Linked DNA regions of Homo sapiens: region 1 is linked to region 2. The links are chromatin loops, found by intact Hi-C in ENCODE. Cell type or tissue: ovary. All regions are shown on one strand. Each heading gives the region's core, and the rest is flanking DNA. Links, peaks and the distances in the headings are about the cores only. Region 1 has its middle 13 kb from the start of LINC02344. Region 2 overlaps STARD13 (StAR related lipid transfer domain containing 13).

Evidence for each region. A loop is a pair of places that touch in the nucleus more often than their neighbours do. Peaks named below come from ENCODE experiments on the same cell type or tissue, not always from the same donor. Only the 100,000 strongest peaks of a DNase experiment are listed, where the experiment ranks them.
Region 1: it touches region 2 in a loop (35-fold over the local background); 2 of 110 quality-filtered maps call a loop at or near these places.

What each region holds. Positions count from the first base shown.
Region 1 is chr13:33,316,433-33,328,355 of GRCh38, reverse strand. It overlaps a transcript of STARD13 not described here. Among named protein-coding and RNA genes, the nearest start is that of LINC02344, 13 kb to the left of the region's middle. In ovary, for the core only: no CTCF peak of the experiment used is centred there; a DNase peak (open chromatin) is centred at 5,735; H3K4me3 peaks cover 551 bases.
Region 2 is chr13:33,255,754-33,267,676 of GRCh38, reverse strand. All of the region lies in intron 1 of STARD13 (StAR related lipid transfer domain containing 13), which reads left to right. Among named protein-coding and RNA genes, the nearest start is that of STARD13-AS, 16 kb to the left of the region's middle. RefSeq lists an enhancer at 6,791-7,291. In ovary, for the core only: no CTCF peak of the experiment used is centred there; a DNase peak (open chromatin) is centred at 5,759.

The DNA.
Region 1 (11,923 bases), core at 1,859-9,858, 61 kb before region 2:
ATTTTGACTCTAAAATGTTAGCTGATTCTGGCCTGGGTTCTCAAAGCTAAAGAGAACTCTGAAGTAAACATTAAGAACCACATGATCTGTTTCCAGAGCCCTCAAACCTCTGAACATATTGGTTTAGAATAAACTACTTCATATCACAGCCTCTATCACCATTATACCTGGATCCTGCTTAATCTAGAAGCCATAGATGGAAATTGTTATCATTGGAAAAACAATTTTCACACTCAAGTATATTAATTCAAGAACCCTGTGGAGAGACAGTATACGAAAAACAAATGTCATATGATGTTTTAGGTATGATTAAGCCAAAATAAGACAGACTTTAAAAATATACATAGACTGAAATATTTACATTCAAATGATATTAGTGGCCTGCCACCTTATCTCAGCAACACTTGAAGCTCTTCTTGGGAATTGTCAACTTTTGAACCGCACAAGAAAACAAGTCTCTTCTTTGTTCAGGTTTCAGTTTTGGATTCCTGAAGATCAATCACCTTCTTTTCATCAGGTTTGACCATGAAAAACTTAACTATTTTAAAGAGCAAATCCATTTTCAAAGTGCATAAATGTAGCACCTTTACCATGTATTTGAAAGGACAAATTTCACCCTCTTTTTAAATTATACTTATTTACTTACAATGATAAAAAATAATACTGATTATAAAAATCACCAAAGGGACCAGCACAATGGCTCATGCCTGTAATCCCAGTGCTATCGGAGGCTGAACCCAGAGGATCCCTTGAGGCCAGGAGTTCAAGACCAACCTGGGCAACATAGCAAGACCCCATCTCTACAAAAAATTTAATAAATTAGCCAGATGTGGTGGCCCATGCCTGTAGTCCCAGCTACTTGGGAAGCTGAGGCAGAAGGATCGCTTGACCCCAGGAGTTTGAGGCTGCAGTGAGCTATGATTGTGCCACTGCACTCCAGCCTGGGTGACAGTGAGTCCCTGTCTCTAAAAATTTTAAAAAAAAGTAAATATAAATGCAAAATAAAAATTACCAAATATAATAATCACATACGTCTAAAGTGTACTCAAAATAGCATTTGGAAAATATTTCAAGCTGGCCAGCATTTAAAAAATGAATATCGTCTCTCAAGAGAACTTATTTAATGGAGACAGAAGATATGTAGGTATTACATGTATATTTTAAATGGTAACATTGGTTTATCATCACATTTCTAGTGTGGTATTCTAAGATTGAAGCACTAATTGTGGATAAATGTACAACTATTTCTTAGGTGCACCATTTTTCTCAAGGGAAATTAAAATACAGCTTTTTGAGTGCTAACCATGTGCCAGGCACACTTGTGATTGAAATTAATACATAAAACAGTCCTAGAAGGTCAGAATTATGCTCAGTTTTCATAGCATACAACCACAGTTCACACAGGCTTAGGAACTTGAACAAAGTCACGTGGCTCAGGCATGTGACCGTGAAGTGTCCAAGATGGAAGAACAGCATGGTTTTTGCTGCTTAAAGGGGGATAAACATCTACAACAAATTATAAGAGCACCACTTGAGTGTGAATGGATTACTAGAACTGAGGTGAGATATATTCTTAACCTAATACATAAGATAACCTATGTGAAAGCATTAGAAGCAGTCATTTTATTAATTCCCAAGTTTTAATACAAAAGAATCACTTTGAGGTGTTTTTCAGTATACATAATTTGGGGTCCACCTGTCAGAAAATCAGATTGAACAGATGGGGGTCCAGGAACCTGCATTTTTAAGAACCATTTCAGGGAATTGTGAGGCTGTTGATGTGTGAACCCCACTTCGAAAACACCATTATATCACTCAGCAGATGCTCTGAATACAGTTTCCTTTTTCTCCCCTTAATGTCGGAGTACAGGAAGAAACCAAAGACAATAGTTTTAAACAGGGAACTTAGTACATAGGGTATTGTGTTTGGTTTACATTACTTTATTGACGTACACTAAAAGAAAATTTCATTTCAAATTTAGCTTCTTACCTTAATGGCCTCTTTGTAAAACTCTAGTGCACAAAAGTGGTGTTTAACTAAGTGAAAACAGCTCTGGCAGAAATCTCTGGCTGATAAATCTCTTTAGGGCTTTCCTAGCATAGGGAGTGGGTGAGGAAGGCCAGGTGGGGAAGAGGGGATTTCCTGTTTATTTGTGCTACCTATTTAAAATGATTCTCTACATCCTGTGATTTTTACAGTTGTTCTGAAAGGAAGCGCTGATTTTTAACTCCACTGAAGTGCAGTGCTTGTGTTTCTGGAGGAGAGAGAGAGGGAGATGGGGATAAATCACCTCTGCACGTTTCACCGGTTGATGAATTATATATTCTTTCAGCTTCACTTTTCTGCTCTTTTTTTTTTTTTTTTTTTTTTTAAACGGAGTCTCGCTCTGTCGCCCAGGCTGGAGTGCAGTGGCGCTATTTCGGCTCACTGCAAGCTCCGCCTCCCGGGTTCACGCCATTCTCCTGCCTCAGTCTCCCAAGTAGCTGGGACTACAGGCGCCCGCCACCATGCCCGGCTAATTTTTTGTAGAGACGGGGTTTTACCATGTTAGCCAGGATGGTCTCGATCTCCTGACCTCGTGATCCGTCCGCCTCGGCCTCCCCAAGTGCTGGGATTACAGGCGTGAGCCACCGCGCCCGGCCACTTTTCTGCTTCTTAGTAACAGAGACAATGTTGGGCTTCACAGGACTCAAGATGACTTTCTAAGGTGATTTGGGGATGCAGTGTATGCATTTTTTTACTCTTTTTGAAAAAAATCTTTTCTTCGCCTTTGGAGTGTAACATTTGGATAGTTTTATTCAGCCCATAATAGGACCAAAGGGAAGGGGATAAAAAAAAATTCTTTAAAGTACCTCAGATAAAAAGGTTTTGTGAAGAAAAGGACTCAAAATCCTAGGTTATACCAAGACTTTATGTTCATTTTGAATTTTCTTTATTCATTTTTTTCCTCTCTGTGTATAGAATAATCAGGAGATATTGGTGGGCAGAACTGTTGGTTGATAACAGGAAGCAGAGTATCTGAGAAAGGCCCTCATCCTGTTTCCTTTTGGAGCTACTGAGGCCTCACATGCCAGCCATTTTAGGATTTGATGAAGGCTAGAGAAGAGTTAAACTGAGCCTTCACTTACTCAGCATCAGTAGGAAGTAGTGTTGGCTACACTAAAAACACCGTTGTGCCAGTGAGGATTTGGGGGGAAAATGACAAGCTGCCTGTGATAAACAAGCAAACTGTGACAAACTTTTTGATGTGTAGGTTCTGAAGCTTTTCAGTTTACGTCCTCAAAAGATTATTTATATATATATATATGCACACATGCACAATATAGCATATATACTTTTGATATACATGAAAGAGAAAAGATGAGTGGCAGTAAAATAGAGATTCCAGGATTTGTAAACACAGGGCAATAGAAATGACATTTCCGGTACAGTCTGGAGGAGCAGCACCCATTTTCAGAAAGGAAGGTGTTAGGGATAAACTTGACAAGGATGTGGAAGACCAACATATCACAATCAATCTGCAGGCATTTGTTGCGGCCTTCCATGTACTCAGAAAACACATGCAGTCTTTTTATAGATGATGAAAGTGGTTTTCTTGATTTGGGATAATCTAAATATTATAGTCCTTCAAAAACATACAAATGCTAAAAATTGAAGATAACATCTCTTCATTAACATTGAGTGAAAAACAGAAAGCAATGAAGTCCATTGGGGGGATAGAAAAGACATGAAACGCTAAACACCCCTTACCCTGAATAATTTACATGAGTATTTTCAAATTGTTTTTTAAAATAGAAAAGCAGTGATAGCTACCTTGACTTTGAAGCTCAAACTCTAATTTTCTATTTGACATCAGCTGTTGGTTTTGTGTTTGATAGAGTTGGGTCCTAAAGATACACGATTACAAAATCCATTTAGAACTTTTAATTCTGGATAAAATAAATCCAGTTTCTAAGTTCAGTATCAGCCCTCACTCCTGGCATAAGGAGCTTTTGTTATGTAGGACTTGAGGAATGCCCCAGCTGGGGAAATGCCAGTTAATAGATTCAGACAGATGGATTTTGATGAGAGTCTGCACCGTTCACACCCCTTAGCAAATGTTTTCGAATATTCTCAAGTAACACACTTAACTTGAAAACAAATATGGATTTGCTTACTTTAGAGTCAATAGTAATTATTATTATGAGTAGTGCATAAAAATATCTGCTCTGTTTTTGCATCTTAGAGTGCTAAATTTATATGTCACATTATAACTTTAGACCTTTTACTGCCTTCTACATACAGAGAAAACATACTTTGAATTTAAAACCAGGCTTTGGCAGAGAATTATTTCAGCTGTTGCAGAATATTGCATTTTTTTTCTTAACCTCTCCCTGCCCAAAGTCAGAGTGATAATCAGCTGTGGAAATAGCCTTATGAAATCCCCAAGAGGAGCGCAAGATCCTGACGGTGTGTTTCGTGTTTTTGTTTCCCTCAGTAGAGACTGTGAAACCAGACCAAAAGGGAATAACACCAGAATAGAAATTAGACTGGACCAAGGAGCAAGTTGGCGTTTCTTACCTGAGCCATTTTGTGGAGCCAAGTGGTCTTTTAAGAGCATGATGCATATTTCTGGCTATGTTTTCTGCCAGAATCCATTTTCTTCTGGCATTAAGTTAATTGAAGGCCAGAGAATCAAGTTTAAAGTATAGAAAAATGGGAAAGCAGAAGATCAGAGACAGTGCTTTGTTTGAGGTAGTAAAATGAGAAGCTAAGTACCATGTATGTACCGTTACATTGAGTGTCTTTTTTGGGCAAGTCACTTTGCTGGGTGCTGGGAATTCAGCTGAAAAACAACTCTCATAAAACTTGCCTGCCGTCTAGGGGGTAGATCACACTTATGTGACAAATTGCCCATGTAATTATTTAATTACAGTTGTGGGAAGGGCTGAGTGGGAGAAGGGTGCGATCAGAGTATAGCAGGGAGGCTAACAGCATCTGTAGGTTAGAGAATGCTTCCTTGAGGAATAGCGTTTGAGCTGAGTTCTGGAGGGTAGTGTAAATTCCATAGGAGAAAGGGTTAGGAAGGGCGTACAAGGCAGTGGGAACAGCATATGCAAAGGCTCAGAATCAGGCAAGCACTTGGACTAGAGCAGGGATTGGAGGCACCTAATATGGCTGGAGCTCAGAGAATCAGTGGGAGCCAGGCTGGCAGGCACTGTTAACACAGTGTGGCACAACCCTGGTAGGGGCCTCGTCACATTACAACCTGTGCTGCCCAGCATGGTGGCTCTGGTTGTTGCTACTCATTTTCTGGCCGGAGGAAAAAATATGGAGATTTCAAATTTCTTCTCTTATTCTGTTACAGTTCTTACCTATGTCTCTATCTCCATGTTTAGATGCCTATAAAAAAGAAAAAAGAGTGTTTTTAAAAATTTCTCCCAAGAAAATTATACTACTGCTTGTTCATAATGCCCTGCCAATTTTAATTAATTCAACATCCACAGGGACATTGTTTAGGTTGTGTATCTTTCAAAAACTGGACTATTAGTTTAAATTGGTAGAAAGGAGAACTAGATTGCATGATTGTAGCAAATATCGACTTAGGTTTTTAAAGATAGCAGTCTCTTCTTTTTAACTTCTGAAGTCCTGGCTTATCAAGAGAAAAATAAATTTTTGCTGTGTACCAAAATAGAATGCTTTCCAGATCCTATTTCTGAATAGCTGAATAATGCGTCTGCAGCTTTTTACGTCACTGCGCGTGCAACAGCTGTTAGGTCATTCCTGCAACTCCAGCATTTGTTCATATTTTCAGATGTTCAACATTTTTATGAGCAGATGTAAGATTTTAAGTTTCATTTGGAGAAAACATGCCTTTCCTACTTGCAAAATATAATTTCTGCTTCATTTGTTAGGAAATGAAAATATCAGATACATTTTTTAATGTACTTATGCTGGATTTAACTTCTCAGCTAAACTGCGTGGAGAACGGTACAAACGACAGTGAAAACAGAGAGCTCCTTGAGCCTGTAGGACAAGATTTACTGATTGCATTGTTTGGAAGGCTCATGTTAGTAAGACTTTGGGCTGTTTATTTGTACATCGTGTACGTTCTGAGGACATCCAAGCCATTCTTGTTGTCATCATCAGATTTGAAAAGTTGTATAACTGAAGGTATTAGATACGAGGGTGAGTAGTTGCAGTATATAACATTGGTAAATGAAATCGATTTGGAAATGAGCTATAATACTTGTTAGCAGTTACATATATGCGAATCTCAACACTGTGATTAATGAGCTGTGAATTGATAGTATCTGCTGAACACTACTTTATTCAGAACATTGTTTTACTCACAAGTCATAGCAGAAGAATTCAAAAAAATTAGAGGACGCAGACTCTGATTTTTAGTTTAGCCTTAGCCTGATGCACAAATTATGCATTCTTGATAACACTGAAAAAGTAACAAAATTTTCCAAAAATTACGCATGAATGCTCTGCAAACTGAGTGTGTAAGTGCTGAAAGAATAGAGAAGAAAAACTCCTATGAGCAAGGATCACTTATGGAACTCTTCTCAGAGGAGATGAATTTGGGCTTGGGTGGAGAGAGAAATAAGCAATGTGGACTGATGTTCAGCAATAAGATCCAGAGAGCAGGAAAGCCCCGTTCTTTGATGCTACCACCTCCTAGCTCTGTGGCTTTAGGCAAGATACTTCACCACTCGACCTCAGTTTTCTCATCTATAAAATGGAGTTAATAATCATTTTTGAATGAGTATTAAATAAGATAATATATGTAAGAGAACAATGATGGCACAGAGTCAGTGCTTAAAGTGTTGGCTTTTATTATTTATTGCCTTTTTTTTTTTTTCCCTGAGACGGAGTCTCTCTGTTGCTCTGGCTGGAGTGCAGTGGCATGATCTCAGCTGACTGCAACCTCCGTCTCCCAGGTTCAAGCGATTCTCGTGCCTCAGCCTTCTGAGTAGCTGGGATTACAAACACCTACCACCATGTCTGGCTAATTTTTGTATTTTTAGTAGAGACGGGGTTTCACCATGTTGGTCAGGCAGGTCTCAAACTCCTGACCTCAGGTGATCCACCGGCCTTGGCCTCCTAAAGTGCTGGGGTTACCTCAGGTAAGCCACCACACCTGGCCTATTTATTATTATTATTCATTAATAGAAATTACAGAAATCAGGTTTACTAGGTGGAGGGAATGCTGTCTACAAAAGAACAAAGGGGGCGACAAATCTGTCTCAGAAATATTCAGTCAGTTTTAAGCAATAATAATGTTATTTCTAGCAAATACAATACATTCAATGTTATTTTAAACATACAATATTGAATGATCTCCATAAAGTTGACTGTGTGACTTATAATAGTCTCTGAAATCTAGAAATTATTAATATACATCCAGAACTCATGGCTAACCTTCAATGATATGTTAATAGTGAAAGAACGAGCTTGTGTTTACTTGCATAGAGGGAGGGTATGACAACTTCTACTGAAAATGTGTCAATATAGTTTTCCATTTAGAATGGTACACATCGGAAGTTGATTTTGTTTGTTTTCTAGAGATGGGGTCTCCCTGTGTTGCCCAAGCTGGTCTCAGATTCCTGGCCTCAAGCAGTCCTCCCCTCCTCAGTATCCAGTGTAGCTGGGAGTACCAGTGCAAGATACCATACCTGGCCAATCTTTTTTTATTCATTTAAAAAATATCTGTGGGTAGAAATATGATTTAGAGAAATATACATAAGGTATATAATCTAAGTATATTTTGAAAAATTGCAGGTTCTGAAAAAATCATCTGAGTACACCTGAGAGGAGGACTGAAAACATAGGAGTCATCTTCAGAAGAATTTCAAATGCCATTTTCCATGCTAGTTAGCTAGCTAGCTAATCCCTCCACATAATACATACTACATAGCTAATCCTATCAAATTTCCAAACCATTTTCTTATGCTAGTTAGCTAATCCCTCCACATACTACTCCTAGAGACCCTGCAATGCCTTGATGTCAGAACAGTCCCCTGGAATCCTGGAGTGTGGTCTCTGGGAAGGAAGAAAAGGGCCCTAGAGTTTGAGCTGGACAGCCCTCAGCTCCTGGCTCAAGTCACTCAATAGTTCCAACTCTGTATTCTCCTGTTAAATAGCTACCTTTAGACTTTCTGTAAGGAGCAGGAGAAATAACATTTGCAAAAGTGACAAAACACATCTCTATCTGCAATCTAGACATTCATTCTAGCAGTAGCCAAAGGCTGTGATCACCTTTGCTTTGTTTTCATCCTTTATGAGTGTACTCTATAATTAGTGCTTTCAATACACAAACTCACTTAACATTTACAACAGTAGGCAATCCTATTATCCAAGTTTACAGAGGAGGATGTTGAGATGGAATGAGGTGAAATAACTTGTCTAAGAGCAGGCATTTAGCAAGCAGCCAAGCAGGGCTTTGAACTTGGATGGTATGGTTCCGTATCATGCTATAGAGCCTCATCTATATCCAAAATACAGCAAGGAGTACACAAGTATGCATCTGGTTCCTTTTAGGGTTTTATCCAAGTTTTAAGTTTTTGTCCAGGCTTATAAATATTGAGCTATGAAACTAAAGGTGCCTTAGAGATAATCTATGAGTCCAACCCCTTATTTTGCCAAGACCTCACTAACGACTGGACAGGATAAATGATTGACCCACACCAAGACAGAGATCTTGGTAACAGGGATGTGGCAGGTCTCCTGATTCAGTGCTTGTCCCATTCCACTGTGTAACTTCTCTAGCTTTACAGGAGATAATTTAACTTACTGTTAAAATCACATTCATTTTAAAATAAATTTTTAGATAAAATTCACATAAAATACACCCTTATAAAATGCACACTTCAGTAGTTTTTAGTATATTCACAAATTTGTGCAACCATCATCACTATTTAATTCCAGAATATTTTTATCACCGCAGAAAGCAACCCATGCCTATTTGCAATTATGCTGTATTTCCCCTCCCTCCAACAGTTAGCAACTTTCTGTCTCTGTGAATTCATCTCTTCTGCACATTTCATATACATAGAATCATAAAATAGGTGGCCTTTGGTGTCTGGCATCTTTCACTTAGCATGTTTTCAAGGTCCATCCATATTGTAACATGCATCAGTACTTCATTCCTTTTTATTACTGAATAATATTCCATTGTATGGATATTCTACATTTTGTTTATCTGTTTATCAGTAGATGGACATTTGGGTTGTCTTCACATTTTAGCTACGATGAATAATGCTGTGAGCATTCACATACAATTTTTCTATAAACAAATGTTTTTAATTTTCTTGGGTGTAGATCTATGAGTGGAATTGCTTGGTCATTGGTAACTCTGTGTCTAACTTCTTGAGGAACTGCCAAATGGTTTTCCAAAGTGGTTGCACCATTTTACATTCCTGCCAGCAACAGGTTCAAATTTCTCTACTCCTAATCAACACTTGTTATTGTCCAACTTTTTTATTGTAATTATCCTAGTCATTGTGAAATGGTATCTCATCGTGGTTTTGACATGCATACTCTTAATGACTAATGATATTGAGCATCTTTTCATGTGCATTTGTATATCTTCTTTGGGAAGATGTATATTCAAATCTCTGACCATTCTTACTTTTTTTTTGTCTTTTTATCATTGATTTTTAAGAGTTCTTTTTATTTCTGGATACTAGACTCTTATCAGATACATGATTTGCAAGTATTTTTTCCCATTCTGTGGGTTGTCTCTTCAGTTCCTTGGCAGTGTTCTTTAAAGTTCAAGTTTTTAATTTTAATGAATTCCAATTAATCTATTTTTCTTTGATTGCTTATTGCTTTACATGTCATTTCTAAAAAATGACATCTAATCCAAGGTCATGAATGTTTTCTTCTAAGAGTTTTATAGCTTTAACTCTTACACTTAGGGCTTTGATTCATTTTGAGTTTATTTGTGTATATGCTATAAGGTAGGGGTTTAACTTCATTCTTTTGCATGTGGATATCTAATTGCCCCAAAACCGTTTGCTGAAAAGACTGTTCTTTCTTCACTGAATTTTCTTGGTATCCTGTTGACACATTCATTCTTATATTAAAATAAATACGTATTCTCTGTGAGTCAGAATGAGTGAGTCAATTGTAAGTTTGTTGTATTGCTTTTAAAACTGAGTAGATCATAAAAATGTCTCTGTTGTTTCATCTATAAACTGAGGGTGATACTACTTTTTGGTAGCATAATTTAAGGTGTAAAATATCTTGCTGAAGGCAGAGGGCTAGATCGTATTACCTCCCAATAGATTGGACACTAGCCTTAATTGTAAACCTCTAATTGATGCCAATGTGGTTGAAAGACTTTTGAGTCTGACCAACATAGATCCAAATCTTGACTCCATTACTTACTAACTGCGTGACCTTGAGCAAGTTAGTTCTTGGGAACTGGTTTATTGTGAGGATTGAATAGGATAATGTATAAAAATATTTGACAAAATTACTGAGATTTATTCATTCATTTATTCATCCATCCGTCCATCCATTCATTCTGGAAAAACTTACGGAGTGCTTAAAAAAGCTAAAATAAATTGAATAGACAAAGTCCGTGCTCTCATAGAGTTTACTTTGTCCTGGGGACACAGATAATAAGCAAATAAATCAATAAATATATAACATAGTATCAAGTACAGATAAGTATATGAGAAGAAAAATCAAGCAGATTTTACAAAATAGAAAGTGAGTGTAGGGTTCTTATAGATAAGATATTGAGGAAGACTTCTCAAGGATGGTGATATTTGAGGAGAGATCTAGATGAAAGGAGGTAATTGGCCTCTTAGATCAGGGGGATGAGTGTTCCAGACAAAGAGAAAGTGGAGAATTGACAGTAGAGGGCAAGAATGAAAGCAGGGCTGCTGCAGTAGTCAGTAGGTGAGAGAATAGTGCTTGAAACAGGAAGTAATGAGACATGGTGTGATTGGAGTGCATTTGAAGGGAAGACCATCAGGTGTTGATTGTAGGATGCTTCATTGTTGGATGACTCTTAAAGATTTAGTTTAAGAAACTGGCTGAATGAAGATGCTATTAAATGAGTTGGAGAAGCCTGGCAAAGAGCATGTTGGGTTGGATGGGCACAGAGTTCTCTTTGGGACATATTAGAGATTCAGGTGGATACAAGTCTGGAGTTCAGATGAGAGATGGGATTTTTAGAATGACCAGGATATATTTAGTGTTTAAAGTCAGGAATGTATGAGATCACCCAGTAAATGAGTATATACAGAGAAGAGAGGAGGACAGGGAATGAGCCCTGAGGCACCACCACCTCAGAGGTCAGCAAGGGAAGAATGTCTCAAAGGAGACTGAGATGGCAGGAAAATCAGGAAAGCCTGATATCCCAGAAGACAACTGAAGACAAAATTTCAGGAAGGAGAGACTGATCACAAGTGTCAAAAAACTTCTGAGAGGTCGAGAAAGAAAATGGCCAAGAAATTATCATGAGTTTGTCAAGACAGATGTCACTGGCACCCTTGATGAATGTGGTTGCACAGGAGTGGTGGGGACAAATGCCTGATGAACGGTGGGGACAAATGCCTGATGAACGGGGTTCAGGATAGAGAGGGAGATGAAGAAATGAATGCAGTGGATAAGTCCTAGCAAGGTGCTGTAGTACATGCTCAAGAAATATTATTAAAGCATATAATTGGAGATCGAATTCAGAGGCAGCACAATAGCTTGGAAAGAGCACAAGCTTTGAGTTCAGCTCCTAGCAATATCACCTACTTGCTGTGTGACAGCAGGCAAATCACTTCCTGAGTCTCTGGGCCTTATTTTCCCACATTTATAAAATAGAGATTATAATACCAATCACACAACATTGCCATGAAGATTATAGATAACGAATAACCTATCCTGGGACAGCTTCTGGCATGTGATAGTCACACTACAAAGTGGAAATCT
Region 2 (11,923 bases), core at 2,028-10,027:
AGTGCATTTATTGTCTTTCTATTTCTGTACAGGGGAAACTAGTCTTCCATTCACTCACTCACTCACTCACAAGATTGTTTGTAAAGTAGCTACTCTGTGTCAGGTGCTCTCAGGTCCTTGGGATATAACAACGCATTCAAATACAATATCACACCAGAGTTTGATGGGCGGACCTTAAACAGGCTCTGAGGAATGTCATAGGTGCGGGAACGGACATCTGTGTGGGGAGAGTGGAGGCACAATGGAAGGTTTCAGTTCTCATGATAGCTGTTGGGTTGTTGTTGTTGTTGTTGTTTTAAGGTTTATTGTTCCATTGCTTCAGCTTCTATCCCTTGGTCAGAAAGTGTCCATGCCTGTCTTTACTGGGAGATTGAGGGAGGATTTCTTGTTAGCTGTCTGGGGAATCATGAGGTTATGACTTCATCAGTTTTTGCCCTTTTATGTGTCTTCCTTCAAATTTGAATAGGTGGTCCAGTCTGGGAACAGGGAACCCTCTCCCTTTTGTGAAAGTGTGCTGTCCTTGAAAAACCAGGGCCCACCCTCTACGGAGAGTTTAGCTGTGTGCTGACACTGCTGCACTCGAGTTTGTGTTCCACCTGGAAGGATTATGATAAGATAGTGGTAAATTTCTCATGAATTCAACTTTAGTAACATAGCAGTAACTTATCACAAATATTTAAGAGAGACTACATTTCAGAAACAGAGACCACTTTTTCCGCATCAGCTCTTCTATTGGAGAACCTAGCCTAGTCAATATCTCAACAAATATTTGTTCAAAGCCGATTGTGTGCAAGATCTTTTCTGGGATTGTGTATGATGCAAAAATTATATAAAACATGATCACTGCCTTCAAGGAGATTATAAGTAAGTGTGATAAGACATATAAACTGTCATAAATATTGACAATTCAAGGGAGCGTATGGCTTAGTGACTGACAGGCTATCAAAACAGGCACTTAGAAGTATGTGTAGGCAACAGAGTGGTAAGGTAAAGAGGGGAGACCACTGGGCCTGAGCCATGGGAAGAAGCTGTATTTCCACCGGGCAAAATCGCAGAGTTGTCCTAAGCAGGGCAACAGAATGAGTGGAAAAGTATGACTTGAGCAATTTAGAATGTAGTCCAAATTCAGTGACATGTGGAGGTTATAGGAAATACAGATGATAAGGTTGGCAAAAAAGTTTGAGGCCAGACTGCAGTGAGTTTGAAATTTATTTGATAGGTAATAGGGAGCTCCTGAGGGCTTTTAAGTAGAGCAGAAATAGGACAAAAAGAGCAGCCTAGAAAGATGAATAGATAAACATGGGTTTGAAGTGGCCAGACTGAATGTAAAGATATAGTCATCGTGGTTGAGCATGTATTTTATGCAGGCCCTGCCTAAACATGATCAATAATTATGTCATGTAATCCTCAGAAGAGGAAGTACCATTGATGTTCCCATTTTAAAGATTAAGAAACGAAAACCCAGAGAGGTTAAAGTCACTTGTTCCAGTTAAACCCAAATAACTAGCGGAGCCAGGAGGTGAACCCAAGGCTGTCTATTGCTGTCTGTGTTCTGCCACAGCTCCAGGCTTCTCCTTAGAGTGGTTGTTGCTTCTGCTGCTGCTGCAGTTACAGTGACTACTCAGAAAAATACCATGAGGGATGAGGATCTTAACTATGGTGATAAAGAAATTATAAATACAAGAGATAGCTCCATAACTTTTCGGGATGGACAATGTTTACATGCCTTATAAAATTTTTATGTTTACAATTCCTAATGTATCTCTTCATGTTCTCTCCCCACTCCCCATGATAAGAACCCATTAATTTGAATTTATTACTGTACCTTCTGCTTGAGATTTTTATTCTACTTCAAGACACCTCTTCAGTGATTTGTGTCATCAGTAATTCTTACTCAGTAAAGTCTGGGTCACCTTACAACAGAAATTTCACTGGAATCATATACATTTTCTTCCTGCTTTTGGCATGACTAAAAATGTATTGAAAAGGGATAAATACAATAAACTACGAACATTAAATGAATTTAATATGAGTGGCAAGGAGATTTGAATTTTAAACTGCTAACATTATAGTTGCTTGAACTATTTCATATTTTATAATTCTTAGAGTAAAATTTGCCCAAATACAACATAATTTAGTGCCTGATTTTAGAAATGTGAATAAACCAAAACACTAGTTAAATTGGTACAAGTTGTCTGAAATAGCTGTAAACCCCAAGATTAATTTGTAAAGAAACTCAATAAACAAATGTCCCTATAGGACACCTGTTCATATTGTTTACACCAAATTCCTAAGTGGTCTGTCAGCATCTTAGCAAGAAGGAGATTTTCAAATGTGAACTCTTCCAGAAGTAAAGATGTTTAAATATTTAATGAAGTAGGAAATTGCACATATTTGCCTCAGGCAGCTGCCCCACTGATACTGAATAAAAAATACTCATAGAGTATTTTATAAGAGCTATTAATATAGAGTTTAACTTCTCCACCTGAATTGTAGTTCAGATTCTGAATCTCTAGCTGCAGGTTAAATCCAAATTAAATGAGATGAGTAAGGAAGCTTCAGGAAACAGAGTTTGTGTGCTTCAAGGAGGAAGAAGCCACCTCGGAGAACTGGCTTACTCTGAAAATGCGCAAATGATCCTGAATGATCTCTGTGCTCATTAGCACCCCTGCACACATTCTGCTATTCTCTCAGCACACTCTAGTCTCTTGACTCCTGTTTGGAAAGCAATGTTTCACTATTTCCCTCAAATCCAGGCCACTTTTATTTCTCTTCATCAAGACGGGTTGTCTCTAGGGGTCAAGATGGGCAGAGGTTATGTTGAGTCAGCAAAGACTCTCTGCTTGGCAGGTCATGGTCACACCCATTCCCGTAACTTCTCCCAGCATGCAAGAACTAGAGGCCACTGCCCAGCCTCTGAGTCAATGCCAGGTTGTTCTCTAGAATAGGCTGCTCCTGACCCAGTAACCAGCTCCGGAAGTTTCCAGGCTTCTCAAAGGAGCCTTCTTCTTTGAAGGCTCCCACTTAGTGTTCTTGTCCCGTATTTATATGTCAATGCAATTCTCTCTTTCCTGCTGATCAAGCCATTCTGTTCATGGGTGGCATGGAAGAGGTCATAACCTCTGCAACCCTTCTATGTGTCAAGAAAGACCTCTAGACTCTGCTGATGAAATACGTGACCCTAATTGCCTCTCCATGCCAATGGCAGACTCATTCCCTGGCTGTTTCTGACATTACCACCAGCTGAGCTAAACCAACAGGACCCAAGTTCCTCAGGGAGCACATTGTTTGGGCAATTAGTGGTTGAGCTCCATGGAAGTGTGATCCATGACTGTTGCTATGTAACAAACTGTCCCAAACTTAGTGGTATTAAACAACCATGTTATTATGCTCATGGATTCTGTGGGTCAGGAGTTTGGAAAAGACACGGTGGAAATGGCTTGTCTCTGTTCTTTGATGACTGTGACATAGGCTGGCAAGACCTGCGGGCTATGCCTGGCTCAGTGACTGGGCTCCAGGAACATCCGAAGCCTTGGGCACTTGCATGACTGGCAGTGGATGCTGCCTCTCGGTCAGGACCTCAGTGAGACTGGCAGCTGGTGCATCTACATGTGTCCATGTGGTTGCCCAGGCTTCCTTCTTCCCCACATGGAGACTGCATCCCAAGAGTGAGCAAGGCAAGGTGTGTGACTTTTTATGATCTAGTCTTGGAAGTTGCCTCTTCACTTTTTCTGTATTCTATTAGTCAACATAGCCATAAAGGTCTGCTCAGGTTCAAGAAGAGCAGACCCATTATTCAATCGGAGGAGTGTCAAATAATTTGTAGATTAAAAAAATATATGTTTGACACATTCAGTAATGCTGGGTTCCTGTCATTTTTTCTGGCATGTGGCTGGCACCTAACTGATTCATTTGACTGAATGCTCCAACTAGAATCATCACGCGATGTTCTTTTGTCCCCAACATGAAGAGAGTGCTCGGGTGACATTCCATGTATGCCAGCTGCATTGCACCAATTCTTTGGTTGTGACTGTGTGAATAGTTGCAGGCATCATTCTGTGCAGTTTCAAATACATTAGGCTCATTTAAGCCCCTACAAACCCCGTGAAACAGGAAAGAAGAACATACTCCCACTCCCTTCCCAAGATTAAAACAAAATCCAGAATCTCTAAGCAAGGCCAATTGGTACTCAATTTTATCCCAAACCTGGTTTTCCACCAAAAGTTCTCTCATTTCATTTGTAGCTGTTTACTTTGCTGCTCCTGAATCCTTGGGAGGTAGAATTAAAGTTTCTGGGTGATGTTTTATTAAACATTTAAAGGAGAGGGGGCTCCTTTACAGCAGAGGCTTGCAAGCAGGTACAATTTTGCCCTCCAGGGAACATTTGGTAATATCTGGAGATACTGTTGATGATCACAACTAGGGGGTGGGTGCTGCTGGCATCTAGTGGGCAGAGGCCAGTGATGCTGCTGAACTTCCTGTAATGTACAGGATGCTCCCCCACACCAAAGAATTATGTGGCCCAAAATAGTGCCACTGTTGAGAAACGCTACTTTACAGGGGGTTTTATAATCCTTCTAATAAAATGAGGAAACTGGGGTTCAGAGAAGCTGAGTGACTTGCTTAAGATTCTACGACTAGTAAGTGATGAGCCAGAATGTAGACTCTCATCTTGAGATCTTCGGTCTCATGTCTTTATTTCCTATGGTACTTGAGCTGGCCTTGCCACCTGCCTGTAGAGAGAGGACTTGGAGTGGGGAGTGGGTATTCTTGCTTTCCTGGAATTCTGGGCATCCACCACACCCATCTAATAAGCAGAAGTCACTGGGATGGACATTGTGCTCCTGCAGTTTTCTTTACTCATTAGGATCCAGGGGCAGGGCTTACATGAGCAGAGTGAAGATTTCGGTAAGGCCTGGGTGGGAACTGGACTCTAACCTCCCAGATCGAGACTTGTAAATAACAACTGAAAAACTAGAGTACAGGGTGTGTGTGTGTGTGTGTGTGTGTGTGTTGTGTGTGTGTGTGGGGGGGGGGGTTCTGGGTGTGGTGTGGGAGGGAAGTAAGATCTTATCCCACAACAATAAGCAAACAGCTAATTACTTGTAATTTTGGAGATAATTGTTTTCTCCTCCTGCAAACATGCCAAACAGGAAATTAATTTAAACCCCAGAAAGTTCGAATCATCTGCAGATTGTCAGGAAAGAAACACTCATTATCCCCTTAGAGCCCCCATCATATCTAACAGGCAGGCTGAAAAGTGCAGCTGCAGCACAGGGCTGCCACCTCTGTGCGAGGTCCCCCCACTGGCTGGTGGCTGGAGAGTAACAGGACGGAGCCTCTAGCAGAGGCAGGACCGAGGCAGGCAGACGGGGCCCAGCTTCCCATTGACACCTGATTCATGCCACCTGATGCAGAATGTCTCACTGTGAGTCATCCTTGCTGATAGACCTATTCATCACTTTGAATTCCATGTCAGTGCAAGAGCTGGCTTCATTCGGCCTTGGATAAATGAGTCTTCAGGTAATAGATGACAGTTAAAATATCAGGCAAATGTTATCTCCAGTGAAAGACTTGGCTTTGCCCGCTTAGTCTGTTTTGCTTCTCAGCTTAAGGCAGTCTCTCTTCACTTCTAAGAGGGAGGATGAACACAATCCAGATTGTTCATTTAGATGAAGCATCTTCCTCCTCCTAACTTCTCACTGCTCGTGGGCCCGAGTTCACCAGGGAAAGCCTTCTAGGGTTGAGCAACAGAACAAAAGGAATGGGCTGCCCTGCCTTCCGAACCCAAGCAACCCGTGCATACAGTGTTTTAACTGTTCTGGAAAGAATGAAGCATTCATAAGCCCTTCCATTTTCAAGAAAAAAATTTCCTGTGACATTTTAATCCCCTTTTGTGCTGGAGAATTTTTAGAGTTTTCTCCTGCCAGTCATCTCAAATGTTTTGTATCTTTCCCTTTTAGCTGAATTGCGTATTATGAGCCATGACCCACAATAAAAAATAATGCCACTGTTATTGAATGAAAGTCTCGTTCTTTGGGTTATTCTGGGCTATGGGGTCAGCATATAAATGCTGACCTCTGAAAGTCCAAAGATGTTATCTAGTTGAGGCTTATGCCGGGAGAACAAAAATGAGCTGTGAGATGAAAATGACCACCTGGGATCTCCAATTTGGTTTATGTTTCCGTGAAATAGTTTCTATAAATGATATGAGTGGGTGCCACTGCATTTTCTCTAAAAGGAGCGCTGGCTTATTTCTGAGATCTCTTGTCTGTGTATGGAATTTTTGTAGTTACTCTCTATCTAAATTGGGGTTCTCAATCTCCCCACTATCGACATTTGGGGGCCAGGTAATTGTTTTTTGTGGGGACTGTCCTATGCATTGTGGGATGCTAAGAGGCATCCATAGTTTTTACCTCTGGATACCAGAAGAGATCTAACCCACAAGTTGTGAAAACCAAACATGTCTCCAGACATTGCCCTGTGTTCTCAGGGGAGCAAAAATCCCTGCAGATGAGAACCATTGAGCTAAATAAAAATAAGGATCCCTAGATAGATACAAATGAATTCATTCCTTTGTTCAATCTTTTAACAAATGTCTCTTAAATGTCTTCTGTGTACCAGAGTCTTCTTTGAAGATTGTAAATTGAGAGATGACTAGATCATAGTTATTGCCCTATAGGGACTTGGAGAGAAGACAGGCATGAATCTAAATAATTACACCAGGAATGCCCTCTAATGAAGACGGGAAGGACGTGGCTTAGGAGTTCAGAGGAATAAGTGTTAACTCTTCTTGAACTTATCAGATTTCCTGAAAATTCTGATTCTCCATTTATTCAGAAACACTTACGTTTTCAAGGGAAAAAAATCCTGTTTATTAAGATATTACACTACAGAGAGTTTCAAAGTCAAACTTATGAATTCTTTTATGTAAATGTTTTGGTAAGGTAAATTTTGGTTTCAAATGTAGATAAAAGAAGTCGCAATATCTAGATATTAGTTGATGTACAAAACATGTACATGAAAGGCTCTGAATGAACGGATTGGGTAACAGCTGTTCAAAGGGCTGAGTGAGCCCTGAGCTTGGACAGTGTCCAGGCTCTGTCTTAGGAAAGTGTCTGCCATGCTTTGAAGTCACAATTTTGAACCTTTGTTCACAGTAACAGACAAAAGTGGATGTTTACACTTCCTGGGGCTTCAGATTTGATGACCTCCCCCGTAAAATGTAGAGGGCAGTAAGATGAAACAGAAATAGACCTGCCTCCACTGTTGAAGCAGCGTTGGCAATGGCTGCCCACTGTGAGCTGCAGCGAGCACAGCTCCCAGACCACCAGCTGGAAATCCACCCCTTTCTCTTTCATTGCAAATAAGTGCGAAAGATGCTACGATAAGGTTTTGAATCTATGGCAAATGAATATTTGAAATCCTTTGTATGTTTTAACTATGTGGGAGGTACTGTGATGTAATCATGAAGAACACTAGCTGGAAAGTTAGAAAGACCTGGGTTAAAACCCAGGCTCCACCAGGCCTAGATGTTTGACCATGGACCAGTTATCTAACCCCATGCTGCCTCAGGTTCTTTGTAGAAATTAGACTAATCCTTCCCACCTCAAAGGATTGTTATGAGGTAATTATAGGAGATATTTTAACTGTCTAATTTTTTTTTTTTTTTTTTTTTTTGGAGATGGAATCTCACTTTCTTACCCAGGCTGGAGTGCAGTGGCACGATCTCGGCTCACTGCAACTTCCACCTCCTGAGTTCGAGCATTATCCTGCCTTAGCTTCCTGAGTAGCAGGTCCCTCCCATGACATGTGGGAATTATAGGAGCTACAGTTCAAGATGAGATTTGGGTAGGGATACAGCCAAACCATATTAATATGGAAGGTCATCATTGCCTAGGAAGTGCCTGCATAAATAGATATAAGTTGAGCTTTTAATTTGCTTTCAGTTCAGGTTAAATTTGGAATATTGGTAATGATTTTTAAACTCAAGCAAGCGTATTGTCACTTTTTGGCGATTTCCTAGGCCCAACTGAACCATAAACAGAGGATTCCTTTGCTCTTGATCTTTTGAGACCTAATAAGAATGCACAAACCACTTTCAGTGCTCTCTTTGCATGACAACTATGTAGATGTGATGGAGTCTGGCAATGTCAAAAGAAAGGAAGCATCCTCTACCCAGGGTTGAGATTGCATCAGATCATGGGAACTGACACCAAAGCCAGTGTGAAGTTTAAGAGTGGAGGCATTGCTGAGAGTCCCATTTTGAAGAGGTCCTTTTTATTCCTGTGCACATTCTTGCCCAATATCCTCCTTACTGATATATGCTTCTCTATTAATTTTTAATTTCTACCAAAATCTCAGAAAGAAGATACTGTCAGTCCCTATGAAAACAAGGACTGTAACAATCTCACAAGTTTGTTTCTCAAAAGATAATTTTTCTCATCCATTCCTGCATTTATTCATTCAACATTTATTCAGCAACTGTTAGATGCTGGGCAAGACAAGATGTGGGCCCCACCCTCCAGGAGCTTCCATTCTAGTGGGGGCAGGGGAGGAAGGGAGGGAGGTAGAGAGGTAATGATAGTACAGGACAGAAGTACAAGGGTAGGCATTAGTGCAGGATCCAAGGGGAGCTCCAGAATCCATACTAAATGCTTAGGGAAGGCTTCCAAGATTAGGCAATGTTCCTGTTGACTTTTGAAAGAGACAGCCCAGCAAAGATAGAACAGAAAGATGTTGTTTTCCAACAGTATGGCACAACACTTGAAGAACAGAAAGACACTTATAGGAGAAAGATCTCATGTGCTGTAGTCAAGCACAGTGAGAGAGCATGGTCTGTTCTAGGAAGAGCAAATTAAGGAGAAACCTTGTTTTCTGTATGGAAGCAAAGGCCTAGATAGGTCACTGTGGCTCCAGAGTTGAGCATGCATTGCAGAATTCCATTGCACTGATCCCTGTTATCCTTCTCCAAATCAGCCTGACCATAAAAGGGTTTGTGGCTCTATTAAGTCCTTGTGTAAGAAAAACTACACATAAAGATTTAATTGAAAATAATTGCAAGAATGGTTCTCGGAAATATTCCACTACTCTGCATTTAGAAATAGCCTGAAATGTTTTGTAATCCATCTGCGTGCCTTCCAGCTAGAGAGCGTGCAAACAATACACACTGAAAAGGCCACTCTTTTTTTTTTTTCTTTCTTCCTAATCTCCAGCATTGACGATTGCATGGTGTCTTGTGTGTTTCTGGTCTTCATAGCCATTAAACTATTTCTAAGTTGAATCGAAATCCAGTTGAAACCTGTTCTTTTTTGCTCTTCTTCTATTGAGAACATAGAACAACTGCTCTCTAGCACATCTATTTTTTTAGGAAAATGGTTATGGAAGCATTCACTCCAATCACATAATATGGGTGGGCAATTGCTTGCTTTAACTACGCCAGATAAAAGATGACCCCCAATTCTCCATGGCAACCAGAATCATTGACGATCAAGCCAGAGGAAGATGCTTTGTGTAAATTGTGTAGCTAGAAGGAGATTTGCAAATGAGGGGACTCTCACTGGCTTAACCCAAGAAGCTGATAAAGGGGAGCTGTCCATTTAAAATGCATCAGAGCCTTATCACATTCATATAAAACAAAATGACTAAATGAAGCAGCTGGAAGATTATAGTGAGTTTTAATTATCTTTTAATAGCCAAAGGGCTCTTGCCAACACATGCTGATAACCTGTCACTTGTTATGTGTCATATAATCTCCATTTATGAGTCTCAGCTGTTACAAATTGAAAATATATTTACAGTGATGATCTTTCCTTGTTAAATGCAAATTCCCAGAAATGTTCAAACTGCAAGGTATCCTCACAGCTTTGTTTCTGTTACCCTCTTGTGTGGAATTGAAAAGGCTGGTAATACTAAACAAATAATAATAACCAACCTTCTTCTTGTTCATAATTTATGACTCTCATTATGAGTATAATAATACCAGTTCTTAAAAAGTAAGGGTAAAATAATTCCTGAGGCTTGGAGATTATATTTCTGAAATTGCTTACAAATCCTTTTTTAATGGTAATCCACATTTTTTTCAAATCTGCCTGCCACCTTCTCCTCCTCTCCTTAGGTGTATCCATCTCAAATGTCTTCAGGCTCCAGGGCTCCAAGGCAGCTGCTGTGATGTCATTCATATTCCCTCTATATTCCCTAGATAGATAGGTAAAGATATAGGTATAGATATAGGTACACTTTTATATACCATGCTTGGCATTCAGTACATGTGGGATCAAATGAGAAAAAGTCTTGCAAAGTTGCTGACCCCTTCTACTTGTCTTCTTGCCTTGACCTCACTGGTATCTCATTTCTCTGCTTCTCTTGACTATTTTTACTGATGTCCTTGGTAGCAGCTCTTATTCCTCTGCCCAGCTCTGTGTTTCCCAAGATTTAGTTCCCATTCATGGTCTTATCACCAAATTTACATGGATAATTCCCAGATCTACATCTTCAGGTCAGACTTTGCACCTTTTTTCCAGTTCTATATGTCAAATGGCCTTAATTGAACATCCTTAATTATATAGTCATGATCTCTTCCAATCAACAAGTTTAACAACTGAATATGTTAATTTTATGTCTGAAAACTTTTCCTGTTTTGGTTAGAGCTTCATTTGCTCTGCCTATCTTCTTGATAAGAAACTTTGTGTTATTTTGTAGCTTTTGTATCTGTATATAGTGAGTCTGTAAGGACTACCTTCGAGATCTGGCATAAAGATTAAATTATTCTTTATTTCCACTGCAAACATTGTGGTTCAAATACAGAAACTTGTCTATTTACTTTCAACTTTAAAAATTTAATATATAAACAAATTATACTTTATTGAAATCTTCATCAGTCCTGCTCATCACCTACAGATGGGGTTAGCAGCAATGAGTCAACATTTTTGTTTCTGCCATCTTGTTTGTTAACATGCTTGTCTCGTTTAAGCTTGACTAGGAAGGTTTTTTGCAGTCATTTTGAACTGATTCTGGTTTGTTAAATGCAAAGCAGTATTCATTCAGAATTTAAAAGCAGTTCAAAGTTCTATTAAGAAAAAAATACCCCTATGATTACCATGGAAACAAAAGCAGATGTTTCAAAAAAATTTTAAAGAGAAGAAAATGTGCTGCATTGTGGACTTGGGATGAATAGTTTGCTAGCTGCTGAACTGTCAATGTGCTGATGGGTTCTGAAGGAACAGGAGTAAATAATAGAACAAGTGAAAACTGTGGGGCCTGGGTACCTGGTGATCATTTGCAAGAGGGGAGGAAGTGAGGCGGACACAATGGCAACACTGCTGACTGTAGGGCTGGAGGAGCAGCCTCTTAGTCACCAGGGCCAGCAGGAGCCCTCTCAGGAAGGCCGAGCCAGTGAGGGTGCAGGTAATGAAATGCACATCATTGACCCAGGATCATTTCTTAGTTCCCATGCCTGTAAAAATCTGCACATCAGAGTGGTCACAGCCCAGGGCTGGTGACAGGTTCAAGGCATGTTCAGAATTTGGGACGCCACGAAGCCAAATTTGAAAATTCATTTTGAAGATGAATCCTTTGTTATTGTTGAGTGTATACTTGGCTCCTTTAGTATTTCAGTAGGCTTCATTAATGAACACATTTGGAAAGTGGTCAGATGAAGATAATCAACTTATGTATGTATATTTATGCTTTTTATTTATACTTGATATAAAAATTGACCTGCATACATGTGCTCTTTCTTTAGTGCTTATGAAGAGTCTTATACTACCTGTAGACCATCATGATATGTGTCAGTTTGGGGAACATGAGCAGAAGGGCCAGTAATTAGTGTTAGCTCCTCAACTCAGAGTAGATAGAACTCCTGGAGGTCTCTTCCCTGCACAGTTGCAAGCAAGGGTTTGTGCCTTTGCCATGAGCCGTCCCC